Regions from separate parts of the Homo sapiens genome. Here region 1 is linked to region 2. Evidence: chromatin loops called from intact Hi-C (ENCODE). Cell type or tissue: psoas muscle. All regions are shown on one strand. Region 1 overlaps KSR1 (kinase suppressor of ras 1). Region 2 overlaps KSR1 (kinase suppressor of ras 1).

Evidence for each region. Hi-C counts contacts between places; a loop is a spot of excess contacts. Peaks named below come from ENCODE experiments on the same cell type or tissue, not always from the same donor. Only the 100,000 strongest peaks of a DNase experiment are listed, where the experiment ranks them.
Region 1: it touches region 2 in a loop (5-fold over the local background); 10 of 110 quality-filtered maps call a loop at or near these places.

What each region holds. Positions count from the first base shown.
Region 1 is chr17:27,586,233-27,588,732 of GRCh38, forward strand. KSR1 (kinase suppressor of ras 1) reads left to right here. Exons shown (of 21, transcript NM_001394583.1): 6 at 2,243-2,303. Among named protein-coding and RNA genes, the nearest start is that of LGALS9, 44 kb to the right of the region's middle. In psoas muscle, no CTCF peak of the experiment used is centred here; no DNase peak of the experiment used is centred here.
Region 2 is chr17:27,539,129-27,541,628 of GRCh38, forward strand. The region is part of intron 1 of KSR1 (kinase suppressor of ras 1); the gene reads left to right. It overlaps LOC124903960 (a long non-coding RNA gene), which reads right to left. Exons shown (of 2, transcript XR_007065680.1): 2 at 671-2,500. Among named protein-coding and RNA genes, the nearest start is that of KSR1, 84 kb to the left of the region's middle. RefSeq lists an enhancer at 1,069-1,868. In psoas muscle, no CTCF peak of the experiment used is centred here; a DNase peak (open chromatin) is centred at 1,473; H3K27ac peaks cover 1,375 bases.

The DNA of each region.
Region 1 (2,500 bases), 47 kb after region 2:
GGTTGGGAGCACGTTCCTGCACGTGGCTATGCTGTGGGGCCTCTCTCATGAGTCAGAGCGGAGGGAGACAGCTGTGCCTCTGGAGTCTGCTTTTAATTGTCTGGAAATGCAGAGATGTCTGGTTTTTGCCTGAGCAAAATAGGAGTTTATTTTTGTACTATCCCGAGCTGGCTAAGGAGAGTCACGTAGCTGTGGGCGGGGTCTTGGGGATGAGGAGGGGTACAGCAGGCAGGGACTATGCTGAAGTGGAGCTGGCTGTAGGAACCCCAGGGAGGCACAGGGGGAGCATGAAGAGGAGCTACACTTCCCTCCCTTAGTGCCCGGGCAGAAACTCCCAGGGCCCTTCACAGAACCTTGGAGGAACATTCAACACCCCCATCTCTAGGACAGCCCCAGCCTTGTCATCCTCCAATTGCTGTGGTAACACGGGGACTGGAGCAGTGAGATTATTAGGCCTTCAGGGCCAGTGTCTCCATGCAGATCAGATGGAGGCGGTGCTTGGCACATACACCACCTCACTGCCCATGCCCCCAGAAGTTGGTGCAGATCATAAGGTGGCTTTTGGGGCTAATTGATTGAAGTTCCAACATAGTCTGTTTCTCCTAGGCTGGTAGCTGGCACCTTTGGCCCCATGTGTTTTTTAATTATTTTTTCTTTTGAGACGAAATCTCGCTCTATCACCCAGGCTGAAGTGCAGTAGTGCAATCTCAGCTCACTGCAGCCTCTGCCTCCCGGGTTCAAGCAATTCTCCTGCCTCAGCCTCCCGAGTAGCCAGGATTAAAGGTGCCTGCCACCACACATGGCTAATTTTTGTATTTTTAATAGAGACGGGGTTTCACCATGTTAGCCAGGCTGGTCTCAAACTCCTGACCTCAGGTGATCTTCCTGCCTCAGCCTCCCAAAGTGCTGGGATTACAGGTGTGAGCCACTGCGCCCAGTCATGCCCATGTGTTTTGGTGGTCTTGGCTGCTGATGGGTGGGGTGAGCCCCAGGAGGAAGTTGGGACAAGTCAACCTCATGGCAGATGTGCCAGGGAGAGCTGCGGGTGAGATAGATTGTTCCTATCCCCCTCTCCTTGATGTGGGAGGACTCAGTACCTCCAGCACACCCTTCTCATGGAGGTTGGTTATGTGGTACTTGGCCTCAAGTGAACCAGCACTTCATGAGTCCAGCTTTGTGCTAGACCAGCACTTGGGATTGAGGGGGGCAGTGGCCACCCTCGGGGGACCTTCTGACTCAGAGGACATGAGATGGCCACACTCGAGCACTGTGTTCCTGACCTTTCTGGGTCACAGGTCACCTTGATGATTGGATGAAAGTCTTAGATCTTCTTTCCAGAGAAAAGTCTACAACATTCTACTGAACCAGTCCAGAGGGTTCCCGGACCCCCGAAGCCCACCCATGGGCTGGCTCTGGGAGGCAATGGCGCTGAGTATGGGGGCGTGAGTTGAATGTGCGGGCTGCCGGTGGGTGGAGAGAGTGCTTCCAGCAGCTTGTCTACTGCACTAGGGATGCCTGTTCTTACGGGGAATCCCAGGCTGGGAGAGGGAACGTCCTCCGGAAGGCCAGCAGCAGGGGCATCCCAAAGCGTATGGCCCTTATCTCAGCAGAGAAGGAGGGTGCCCAAGAAGTCCCCAGAGGCTCAGGCTTGTACCTGGGTGGGGCTGGCCCACTCGAGAATGTGGTAAAGCTTCACCTTGTCCTCGTTCTATCTGCCCATATCTGGCAGTGGCCTCTCCCAGAGGAATATCCTCCAGGGGCTTCTGCCTGGAAAGGCACTGGATGGGCTGGCTAGCCTCGGCCCTCCACCTGAGGTAAACAGCTTCAGCCATTTACCAGGAAATACCCAGAATTGAGCCCCTGCACACTGGGGGCCTGTGGTGTGTCGGTGAGAGGTTGCAAGAGGTTGGGCTGTGTAGAAGCTTCTGCCCTCACTCTGGCTTTGCCTTCTGCCTCTCCAGCCTGCCTTCTTCCTCATCTGGAAACATCACAGGGGCAGCTGACTGAGCCATCCTCAGAGGCCAGGAGCAAGCTAGAGGACCAAGCGAGGCGAGGGGAACCACACCATGCCACTGGGCTAGCCTGGCCTGCTCCTGTGTTGATGGACATAGATCAGGGAGATGCTTATATAATAAACCATTGCGCCCCCCTCTAGCCTGTGGTCTCTGAATTAGGAAGTCATGGGCACGAGCTGTCGCCTGCGGAGTTCCTCAGCCTGCCCATCCGGCCTCTTTCCCTGCAGATCTCTCGCATGGATCCCCACAGATGGTACGGAGGGATATCGGGCTGTCGGTGACGCACAGGTAGGCACAGCGGGCCTGGAGGGGGAGCAGGGCACAGCCGGGCTGGTACCCAGATGGGGCCAGGAGTTCTGGTCACTGTTTCTCAGCGAGCTCTTTGCCTCTGACGGGCCTGTCCATTTCACCTGTGGGACATGGCCCTGCACTTACCTGGAGCCCTCACCTTGCCAGGGTGGCCACATGGACTTGCAGCTCCCTCA
Region 2 (2,500 bases):
CCCCTGCTTGGTAATTCACACCCAGGTGCCTTTCAGTTGGCAATGTCAGGAATACTCCAGGATTACCTGTTGTGATTGAGGGGTTGAGCTGAGGGGGTAAACTAGTTCGTGGCTGTGCCCTGTGGGCCTGGTGACCTTCAGACAAACACATGGAGTGTGTGTTTGAACTGGGACACAGGCCGTGTTGATGAAGTATCTGGTCTGTGAGCAACACCACACCTGTGGCTCCTGACACCTGGGCCAGCACTTCCCTCAGCCTCCCAGCAGAAGCACCGAGCAGCAGGGCTGCTGTGTCATGGACGCTTAGACCTGCTGTCTGTTGCTTTGCCTTTCCTAGCCCTCGGTCAGGTGTCTGTGCGGACACATCTGTTCCCCCAACTTGTGTGGGTTCCTGAAAATTATGGACCCCTGCCGCTTACGACCGTTGTCCTTGGAGTCCAACGGTGCCGGGCATTGGGAAGAGGTTTGGTTGTTGAATGACTGGATGATGGTCAGAAGTCCTTTGTTGCCGTTATTCAATTGCTTCAGGCACAGGGGAGTTAGGGGGTAAAGTGGGTGTCTTTCTTTCTCATGATTTAGTCCTGTTGGTCCCCACAGCCCCTAAGGACTGCTGGTACTAACAACACATGAGATATTGGGGGGTTACATCAATTGAGGCAGGAAGGAAAACTTGAAAGGCAGATCAAGACAGATCATTTACTGACTTTTCAAATAATTGCTTTCTGAAGAGCAGTGTTTTGACTCACCTTGGCTTTGCAGGTGGGAGCTGTATTAGGCTGTTAGGTCAGGGAAATGCCTTCCTCTTTGGTTCTGCTGCATCTCACAACCTCCGTGGCACATAAAATGGCCTAGCAGTTGTTGCTGAGAAAACTCGGGCCCTTGGCCATTCACTCTGGCCCAGCTCAAGCTTTGCATTTCCCAGGAAGCATCATGGGTGCTTTTAAACCATAGTTGACCTCATAGTCTTCTTTCCCTGACTGCTCATGCTTAGTACTGGAGCAGTGGGAACAGGTGATTTATGTGATTTATCTAAGGTGGGTGCTTAGTTGCACAGAGGAGCTAACTCATCAGTGCTTCCATACAGGGTCTCCTGCACCCACTGCTGCACCAGCCAAAGGCAGTCAGTCATACTCTTAGACAAGTGAGCTCGTTTTGTCTCAGCCTGGGGTTGAATCTCCCATCTACAGTCTGTTGTCAGGTCCTCAGACTTTGCATTCCCAGTGGAGCATAGGGAAGGGTAGGAGGCCCTGAGCTCCCAGCTGTGGCCGTTCTCACCCCTGGCCTCCTTGGGAATATCTCCACTTGTGGTCTGGGTTAGACTTGTTTGTTTGTGTTTGAAGTTCCCCGACTCTGAGTTTGACGTCAAGGCAGGATTGCTAGTGGGAGGCTTGGCGGGGAGGTTGTCTCTACACAAATGTAAAAGCCTGGCAGCTTCCCCAGGAGAGTGCGGGTATGGGCCGGGCCGGGAGAGGGCTGGCTGTTGCGAAATGCCCAGCTCAAGGATTGAGGTCACTTGTACTTTCTCCTCTCCTTGCCCCACTTTCCCTGTGTGCCTCTCCTGCTCTGTCCCATGCCCATGAATGTCAGCCCCCGTGGGCGCCCTTGAGGGCTGGGCAGTGCTGGGAGCCAAGGGGCTGCCTCTGGTCCCCTCGGAGCTGGGTGCTATGGTCGCTGCGTGCCTGTGCGTGGAACTGTCAGCTGCATCACAACCTCCAGAGGCCTCCTTACATTCTCAGAAATCATTTTGCAACAAGTTGGCCATGGCAGCCAGGCTAGACTGCTTAGCTGGCTGGGTTGGTGGGAAGTCCCCAGAAATGCACTCCAGCTTTGGGAAGGAAGTGGAAGATGTAAGGGGAGCTTCCCCGAGGCATGGACAGAATGGGTCAATAGTGGAGGAGGAGCAGCAGCTTCAGGGACCACTGGAATGAAGGCTGGAGTAAGTTGCCAGGGCTTTGGTGGCATCCTGAAGTTCGGGATGGTATAGTCAGGGACTTGGCAGGAGCAAAGACTGCTGTGGGCACCACGTAAGAGTCTGGTGCTGCCTACTGAGGAGAAAGGAGTCAGGGTCTTGTGGGTGCTGGTGAGCTGGAAGCTGGTCCACAACTGCACCTGCCACAGGAGGACTAAATAAAACAAGAGGCAAGTGATGGACGAATGGAGTGGCTGTCCAGTTACTTCGTGTCACTCTGTAAAGCATACTAGGATCTTCTTAAAAGGGATGGCCTCAGGTTATAGGCAGCATGATGGCTAGTTTTAATGAATTTAATGCTGGCTTAGAGCCAGGGGTGGGGTACAGCCCAGAGGGTAGGTTATTGCAAGTCAGGACCAGAGGTGGTGGCCCAGTTGGGTGGCTGGATACATTTAGAGGGTGTGGGCAAGCCTGTGGCTCTTATTCACAGGATTCACTGCCTGGAACAGTCTAGGCGTGGCTGGATTTTGGGCTTTGGATCGCAAAAGAGGTAGACCCTGCCCACTGCCATCCTGCTTGTACCAGTCAAGA